Linked DNA regions of Homo sapiens: region 2 is linked to region 1. A link is a loop called in an ENCODE intact Hi-C map of the cell type or tissue named here. Cell type or tissue: IMR-90. All regions are shown on one strand.

What was found. Peaks named below come from ENCODE experiments on the same cell type or tissue, not always from the same donor. Only the 100,000 strongest peaks of a DNase experiment are listed, where the experiment ranks them.
Region 2: it touches region 1 in a loop (2.3-fold over the local background); 2 of 110 quality-filtered maps call a loop at or near these places.

Annotation. Positions count from the first base shown.
Region 1 is chr1:99,264,997-99,269,996 of GRCh38, forward strand. All of the region lies in intron 1 of PLPPR4 (phospholipid phosphatase related 4), which reads left to right. Among named protein-coding and RNA genes, the nearest start is that of PLPPR4, 3.0 kb to the left of the region's middle. In IMR-90, no CTCF peak of the experiment used is centred here; a DNase peak (open chromatin) is centred at 1,915; H3K4me3 peaks cover 144 bases; H3K27ac peaks cover 881 bases.
Region 2 is chr1:99,443,363-99,448,362 of GRCh38, forward strand. No RefSeq gene overlaps it. Among named protein-coding and RNA genes, the nearest start is that of LINC01708, 42 kb to the right of the region's middle. In IMR-90, no CTCF peak of the experiment used is centred here; a DNase peak (open chromatin) is centred at 2,219.

The DNA of each region.
Region 1 (5,000 bases):
GGCCATGATGCCCATATTTCGGGATTTGTGTCTTCAACCTGCCGAGTACGTGTCGGGAACTCCGTGTGCACACAGCTATGCCTAGGGCATATGAGGGTTGAAGGTGTTTACATAGTACAAATATTGTTAATTGCTTTTATTGCTCCTGCCCCCCCCCCCCAAATCCTTCTCCTATTATATTATTTTGGTGCTCACATACGCTTCTGAAATTGGATCTGCATCTCTAAACATCAATCATCAATGTACTGGCCTCTTTCCACAGTAAAAAATACATATTATATATGTGTGTATACATAACTATATATAATATTTTAAATCTATGACATCATCTGATTTTACATGATTTGTATCTGAGTATTTACTGTGCTGAGCAGTATTATAGATAAACAATTAAATGCAGATGTATCCGTAATGACCCTCTAACTTACCAAAATGCAGTATTTGAGGGAGAAACAATTCATAGGAGTGTTATAAAGATTGGCAGATACAGTGATTCCGTGTACTGTGCTCCATTGCATTAGGAAGACATTTTTAAGCAAGAGGTTTATTAAATTACAGATACTGAAGGGTTGTATTGCATAGATTTAGGGAAATCAGATGGTTTTAGGCACAAAACTATATTCTGTTTAGTTAGAGTCTGGGTTGCATAGAGAATTATAAGACTGTTGCTGAATCATAAATATCCTTCTCTGGCCATCTTTTCAGCCAAATATGGAGGTTTAGCCCTTCGAAGTGCAAACAGTAGATTCTGTATTCAATGATTGTAAGGCTTATCTGTCCTGAGGAATAGTCACTGCCTTGAAACTTGGGAGAAGAGACATTGTCGGACTGTTCTTATAGGTAACAATATATTTGGAAGTTTTGTAGAAGTGTCATAGATTTTTTAAATAATTTCAGTTTCAAGAAAGATGTATGTGACTTGCATAACTTTCAGAGAAATGATGGGTGACCCCTGCATTCATGAACCATAGAAAAGAAGAAAAAAAAATCTATGTATTTAAAATAATGAATCCATTTATTATCCTTTCTCTTTTCACAAGAGATTTTTGGGAACATGGTTTAGGTAATTTTTGTTGAAAGATAATAAAGAGCTTTCTCAAGAAAAATGTAGGTAGCAGAAGATTCCATGATGAAAATGGTGAAGGAATAGAAAGATGAGATACCTGCCTTCAAGTTCAATCCATCAGACCACTTGTCGCATGGCTAATCCGTGTAGTTTTGTATTATAGTGATTTCATTTGTGTCTGAATCAATGACATTTGTCTAGGAGAAATCAGTTAATGGCTGAGTTCCATCTCCAGGAAGGAACACACCTGAGGTCAGCTAGAAGCTGACTACATGTGGGTTGCAGCTATATGGCTTCAAGGAAAATGCCCTCATGAAAGAGGAGGCAAACCAGAGAATTAAGGATGTGCCTTTACAGAATGTACGTGGGCGCTTTTGAGGCATCTTTAACCGGAGTACATGTCCCTTAAGCAAGAATTTTAAAAGTACAAGTGCCTCATAATGCAATTGAATTGTGTGTTTAGGAACAGACATCTCACAATTGTTACTTCTTTTCCATGAGTGGAAATAGCCCAGATTCATTACTTTTACTTTGGCCTATTCAGATACCCTCTATGAATTCCTTAGCAGGGCAAGCTGTAGAACAATTACTTGAACACAATTCATGGAGTTTAAATGAGCATTGATGACACTGTATCTTGGGGTTAACAGACTTCAAAGACAGAGCCACACAATTGGATTGCAAATTATCTTCCTAAAAATTAAATGCATGATGAACCACTAAAGAGCCTCCAGAAAATGGGAGACTGCATTAGTATAAAAATTATTTAAGGGTTTGACCACATGCACTATCACGCTCCTTTGAAATGACTCATTTTGAAGCTGGTGAGAATGCACTAAATTTACATCTCCTTCGTAGGATGAATAAACATAGCTGGAATTTGCATGTTAGTAAAATGCTCTAGAGTAATGACACTTTGCTTTACAGCATAGTTTCCCAAGACCTTAGAAATTAAGATGGAAAAGTGAAACATGAGTGAATCTCCTTCCATCACATATCAGTCTAAAGCATATATTTTTAGCCTTCTCTGTTACTCAAACCATAATTTAAGTAACAAGAAGAGGCTAACAAAACAGATCTCAGGAGAAAACAGTCCCTGGTTCTCAAGTCAGTGACACCATGAGCAACTTACACTTTGCCTTTTTTCAAGGAGTTTAGAAGTTTTAAATTACTAATTCATGATAGGTATGAGATGTGAAGAAACTTTAATTGGGAAAATGAGGGAAGGGAAACTTACACTCGAGCCAGAGGGGGCTGAAATCAAGATGGACTGAGTTGTGTCAGGAAAATGGCAGCATGCTCTAGGAAAATCCTGGGCCTTGCAGACAGATTGACTTGGTTCAAACACCGCCTTTGCCAGATACTACATGAATAATTCTGGCCAAGTTACTTCTCTCATCCTTAGTTTCTTCACATATAATAGAATTTACATAATATAAATATAAATACACCTGTATTCATACATAAGAGAAATTATTATACCTACATCTTAGAATATTGAATATATTATGAGGTTAAAGGATCATGACTGAGATATGGTAGGCAATCAAGATATGTTAGTTCCTTTCCTTTCTTATAACTGTTCTTGACCTGAAATAAATTATTTTACTTATAGTTTGGACTTAAGGGATCAAGTCCTGACAAGGTCTAGCTTAAGAGTTCCCATTGTTGAGAAGAAGTCATCTTCTCCCCAATTTCTAGAAATAGTTTGGGCTCCACAGGCTTCTTGAAATGGACTTGTATTAATTGACACAAATGGGGAGAGTGAAGTACTATTTACAGTTTGTACAAGAATAATGACAACCATTTATAAAGTACTTAGTATGTACTAACAATAAAGCTAAATGCTTTACATCCACCATGTTGTTCAATCTTCAAAGTTTCTCTTTAAGAAAGAGGCCATTATTATCTGTGTTTTGAAGAAGAAACTGAAACTCATAAAAGTTAAACAACTTGCCCAATTTTATAAAGCAAAGTTAGAGGCAGGGCTGGGTATTAACTCAAAGGTCACGCTCTTCACCACTGCAATAACAATCTCTCTCAACTTGTTGAAAGAACATTCACATAGGCAAAGTTACTTTCTATTGTTTCTCACTGGTAAAAAAGGAAGATGTAGTAAGGCAAGGGCACACTGACAAACAGGGTGATACAGTTTTCTCTGGCAACAGATCAGCTTCCTCAGCTCAGTTCCTCCTCCACTGGGAGTGTCCAAGCACAAAGAGTTGGAGGACAGTGCATACTCCCCACATTGGCTCATCAGTTAGTGGCTAGTGCCCCTCAACAAGAACTCTGGATAGATGCAAGGAAGGAGTAAAGATGTTGGCAGCCCATTTGCAGAGTGTCAAGGTATCTCTAATTATACCCCAATGGGCATTAGGCTGAGGTGTTGGTGTTCAGCCACTAAAACCAAGTAATCTTGTCCTTGTTCACCACGATACCTGATGTTAAAGCACACATTAGTTGAAGGGATAGAATTTAGGGATAGAATTATTTTTTTCTTACATTTTTGGTTTATGCTGCTGCTTGCTAATGAAATGGCTTATGGTTGACAGTAATATTAGATGGTGACTTGAAAAATACGATGATTTTTAGTTTTGCACCTCATTTTATGAGCAAGTTTCTTAACTCAGTTTTACACTGTACAGCCTGGGAAAACAAAGGTCAAGTTGTGAAAAGAACTCTCAGACAAGCATACCCACACCTTATTAGGATAAAGAGAAAAGCAGGTAAAAAGCAATGTTCCACTAGAGAAAAGGTTTATCATGCCCTTAAAGTTCCCAAGTACACTGCAAGTGATGGCTGTATCACTTACAGTGGCAATTGCAGCCAGCAGTATACCTAGAGTTAACAAAAGAGTATTCAAACTTTTTGTTTATTATTATACTTTAAGTTCTGGGGTACATGTGCAGAACATGCAGTTTTGTTACATAGGTATACACGTGCCATGGTGGTTTGCTGCACCCATCAACCTGCCACCTATATTAGGTATTTCTCCTAATACTATCCATCCCCTAGCCCCCCAACCCCCACAGGCCCTGGTGTGTGATGTTCCCCTCCCTGTGTCCATGTGTTCTCATTGTTCAGCTCCCACTTATGAGTGAGAACATCTGGTGTTTGGTTTTCTGTTCTTGTGTTAGTTTGCTGAGAATGATGGTTTCCAGCTTCATCCATATCCCTGCAAAGGACATGAAGTCATCCTTTTTTATGGCTGCATAGTATTCCATGGTGAATGTGTGCCACATTTTCTTTATCCAGAATATCACTGATGGGCATTTAGGTTGGTTCCAAGTCTTTGCTACTGTGAACAGTGTTGCAATAAACATATGTGTATATGTGTCTTTATAGTAGAATGATTTATAATTATTTGGGCATAGCCCAATATTATATGTGATAAGGCTGGTTGTCTGGGGCTAGTGCACTTCCTTTATGCAAAGAATTACAGTGGTCCCTCTGGGGCTCAGGCTCACAATTTTATTCTCATTAGTCATCCTGCTCAAAGATCAATTCACTATATAATGTAAACAAATGACAAATTACCTTTTTAAGCCTAAAAAAATATAAATTCCTAACATGAAATAAATGGGAAAGGGATTCTTTTTACTTAAACATTCTGCTATATGATATAACATTTTTATGACAAACCTGATGCTAATTTTATGAAGGCAGAAGAGTTATGCTTGACCTATATGCAAATATATTTTGACAGGGCTACAGATAGAGAAAAGAGTTTGAAATTGCCTGTTATTCATACGAGAAAACACACAAAGACACATATGTATGCACACACTTCTGTGCATAGGTATGTACAAATACACATGGAGTAAGAATATCATCTCTCTCTCCACTCAGCATAAAATTACAGTATCTGAAGCATTCCAATTCAGAATATTTTAATCTCAAAAAATTAAGATTACTCAGAAAGTTTTCATTCCTT
Region 2 (5,000 bases), 180 kb after region 1:
AACAGAAAACTGTTATTGCCCATTTGAAAACTTTTACGAACAGCCATTTTAATTCAAGATGGCAAACCAAAGCACACATTTTACCATTTAAATTATAACTTTATGACTTTTCATGCTAGATACTCTCTTACTTATTCATAAATAGTTGATGCTAAAGTGACTAATAAAGTTATTCATAACTGATTTATAAGAAATACTAGTGTGGGTAGTTTAAAGACCAGGAAAACAAATAAATATAAATATTGACATCAATCAACTTAAGAAGAGAAAGAGAGATTTCATTTAGTCAAATATTCTAATTGTGTTTGAAATCTTAAAATATATTTTCAAGAATATTTTATGCATTCAACCTTGTTGTTAGGAAAAAAACAGAAACATAGCTGGATTAGAAATCCAAGAACTATCTTTGAGTCATAGTAAGCGGAACAAAAGACAGAACCATGTGCCCCTAGGGATCTATAGACTTTTATACATTTTTTGTTGTTCTTTTGATTTGTTTTTCTGTTTTCTTTTCTTTTTTCTTTCTTCTTTATTTATTTATTTTTGAAACTGGGTCTTGCTCTGTCACCCAGGCCGAAGTACAACTTCGGCCTGGGTGACAGAGCAAGACTCTCAGTGGCACAATCACGGCTCACTGCAGCCTCAACCTCCCAGGCTCAAGCCATCCTTCCACTTCAGCCTCCCAATTAGCTGGGACTACAGGTGCATGCTACCATGCCCTGCTAATTTTTGTATCTTTTGTAGAGATGGGGTTTTATCAAGTTTCCCAGGCTGGTCTCAAACTTCTGAGCTCAAGCAACCCGCCTTACTCGGCCTGCCGAAGTGCTGGGATTCTGTTCCTGTGTTAGTTTGCTGAGAATTATGGTTTCCAGCTTCATCCATGTCCTTGCAAAGGACATGAACTCATCCTTTTTTATGGCCACATAGTATTCCATGGTGTATGTGCAATATTTTCTTTATCATTGAGGGGCATTTGGGTTGGTTCCAAGTCTTTGCTATTGTGAACAGCGCTGCTATAAACATGTGTGCATGTGTCTTTACAGTAGAATGATTTATAATCCTTTGAGTGTATACTCGCTAATGGGATTGCTGGGTCAAATGGTATTTCTGGTTCTAGATCCTTGAGAAATCGCCACACTGTCTTTCACAATGGTTGAACAAATTTACACTCCCACCAACAGTGTAAAAGCATTCCTATTTCTCCACATCCTCTCCAGCATCTGTTGTTTCCTAACTTTTTAATGATTGCCATTCTAACTGGTATGAGATGGTATCTCATTGTGGTTTTGATTTGCATTTCTCTAATGACCAATGATGATGAGCTTTTTTCCATATTTTTTGGCCACATAAATGTCTTCTTTTGAGAGGTGTCTGTTCATATCCTTCTCCCACTTTTTGGAGGTTTTTTTTTCTTGTAAATTTAAATTCTTTGTAGATTCCGGATATTAGCCCTTTGTCAGATGGGTAGATTGCAAAAATATTCTCCCATTCTGTAGGTTGCCTGTTCACTCTGATGATAGTTTCTTTGGCTACGCAGAAGCTCTTTAGTTTAATTCGATCTGATTTGTCAATTTTGGCTTTTGTTGCCATTGCTTTTCGTGTTTTAGTCATGAAGTCTTTGCCCATGACTATTTAAATAAACTTATCAAGCTAAAAAAAATCTTTCTAAAAATTATTTCGAATACTATCTCTTCAAAAAAAGCATTTATACAGAAATCATACTCCTTTTCAGTTTTACTTCCTTTTCAGTTGTATGCACTAGCATTCTAGAAAATATAAAAGACAGAGATAGAAGAGGAAAATCATCTTATCATTTTACATATATAGCTACCTATACAAGTAGAGTTACACCATTTTTCAAGAGATATGAGAAAGTAAAGAAACTTGGCTGAACTGTTAAAACTTATGTAATTACCATGGGAATTTTTGCTAGAGAAAGAGTTTGAAATATTGTTCCTATATAATCTGATAATATTTTGGACAAGAGTTTAATTTATGAAATTATGGTGTAGAATCTCAAAACACAGTAATTCACAAATATATAATGTCAATTTGTTTTATTTTAGAAGCTCTCATGAACAATTATATTCTGAGAATTTTTATTATAAGACATATGCTTGAAAAAAACTGTGTGGGTGGTTCACTGTTGAGTGAAAATTCTACTGTACTTTACTGCTCTACAATCTTAGGAATGTTGGCAATTTTTAAGAGCAGATGTTCTTCTTGGCATCTACTGTAATATTTAGCATAAACAAAAGTACTGGACACATTAAGATGACCAAATAATAGGCTTTCCTCTCTTTGTAGTCTATTTAAAACTTAGAGGAAGGGGGTGGGGGAACCTAACTAAAACTATTATTACATTCAAGGCTTATAAAAACAACAGAGAAAATTAAATTTGTTGTCCTTTGGGCTTAGATTTCCATTACAGTCTTTATCTCACAGTATTACCAGAAATGACAACCCTCACAATTGTTTTTCTCTGAAGTGTTTCTTGCGGTCATTCCCAGTGTGCTCACTGAACATTCAGAAAGAAACTTGGGTGATCATTTTTCGCTTGTCTGTTATTTTTTTTTAATGGAGGAAAAGGGAATACATTATTTCTGACCATATCAAAAATGAGATCCAGTGTTCATGCAACAAGCTCAAACAGTATTGTCATATAGCTCCATGTCAATAAATTAAGTTCTCTCTATTCTTAGTATTTTAAAACAAATGTTTTCGGCAAACATGGAAATGAAAGGTGCTCTATTTTTTAAAAACAAAGATATATCTTTGTTTTAGGGACAGAAGACAAGAATATGATACAAGGACTCTCATATATTTATAGTATTCCTTCAGTAACTAGCTTCTGAAGTCCTACTGTATGTCAAGCACTGTTCTAGGCGCTGGAGAAAGCTTGATGAGAAGCACAGAATCGAAGTGTTCCAAGAGTTTTCCTGGACACTCAACTATTGTTGACCTTTGTCAAGTGTCTTATTCATTGGTCTTTACAAAAAGTCATCAACAAAATACCTTATTGGTTGAGTAAGATTACTATATATGAAAGAAAATCCTTTGGTCTTCAAGTAGAAAAAAAAATCCTTTCAAAGGTTAACGTATCTGATGCAAGCTGAATAATGAAATGTGGCATGCTGGCTTGATCAAAACACTAATTGCCAACTTTGATGCTCCTCCTCTGTTGAATACCCTTTAGGAATGCCTGAGGAAGCATCAAAGAAAAGAAATGTGAGGAAATCCACTTCTTTCATCTCTCAATAAGTTAAAAAAGAAAGCATAGTTAGATATTCCATAAATGTCCTTATACAGATCAATTCACATAAGCCCAAAAATTAAGACATCAAGAAAATCTTTCTCATGTTGTGTTGGGGGTACAGGAATATCCTCACTTTTTTTTCAGCAAGCTTTAGTCTGGTAAGATAAATGTGCATTTAACGGATAGAGATTTCCTAACAGAGTCTAAATTTCTCATTTCAGATATCTAGAATTTTCTAAAGCAGGGGCCAAATATTTGAACCTCAATATGAAAATATACTGCTGGTGGGAATGTAAAGTGGTACACCCACTTTAGGAAACAGTTCCTCGTTATTTTAAAAGCTCGAATATATTTTAAAAGCTCACCTACCACATGACCTAGTCCTTCCTCTCCGAGATGTTTACCCAAGAGAAATGAAAGTACACAGGCTTATGCATGATGTTCAGAGCAACTTTACGTACAATAACCAGAAACTGGAAACAAATCAAACCTCCATCAATAGGTAATGGATAAACAAATTTCAGTATATTCATATAATGGACTAAAACTCAAGAATCAAAAGAATCTAAAGAATAGACTATTGATACACGTGCAATATGGATGCATCTCAAAATAACTGCAGAGTGAAAGATGCCAAGCAATGAGAGTACATATTATATGATTCAATTTATATAAAATTCTAAAAGCAAAACACTTATCTAGAATGAAAAAAAGCACATCAGTTGTTGCTTGAAGATGAAGATAAAGGCAAGGAGATTGGGGAGGAAGGATTATAAAAGGATATAAGGAAACATTTGAGAGTGATGGAAATGTTCATTATCTTGACTGTGATGATGGTTTCCCGGGTTCATATTATATCAAAACATTACACTGTAACACTATAAATATGCACAAAACAACTATGGGCTGAGAGGTAAAAGACAAATGGTACAGATACATTATTTTCCTCAAATGGCACATGGATCAGACTACATTTGACCACTTTCCCATGCAGACTATGGCTTATGGTACAAGCCCACTGCTTAAGCATCTCCACTAAACTACACAGATATCTGTGTTCAGATTTAATTTTTAAAAGTTATTAAATTCATAAGCAAAAATTAATTGCACAGGCTCCTAGTAACTAATTTTTGGAATATAGTTTCATATTAGGAAATAAAGCCAATGAACAAAATTTATACTGTAATAAAATTGTTCTATTTAAATGTCACCTTGGCTACATTAAAAGGCTGAATTTTCCAGGGGTTTTAAATAGTGGCAATGCTGACTCATAATGTAGGAGTTAAAACCAACATGATAACTATACAGAGTGACCCAAGGGAGTCATCATCATCAAGATGATCATAATAATTAAGTGAGGCAGACTTAAGTAAACTTCAGAAAATGAGTATATTTGTTTTATTAAAAGTCTGATGTCCCAGTACAACAGATTTTAGGTTTTTCTGTACAAGGTCAGGGTTTGCATATCCTGTGAATAGAAACACTGAAAATTGATGATGTAGCTTTATGTAAAACACAACAGAGACCATTGTAATTGTGTTTGTTTTCTTGAAGAAACACCTAGCTTGTGGCTGGGTAAGGATGGAGGTCAGCCTGTACTCCTGGACCCCTAGTGCCTGGCACAGTGCCTGACAGTGCATAGATGGGACTCAATAAATGAAAACAGTGGTCTCCTTCAGAGCTGTCATTTAAAGTGCACCATACTGGGCTTTTAAACCAATCTACCTTAAGGCAGCTTCAAGAA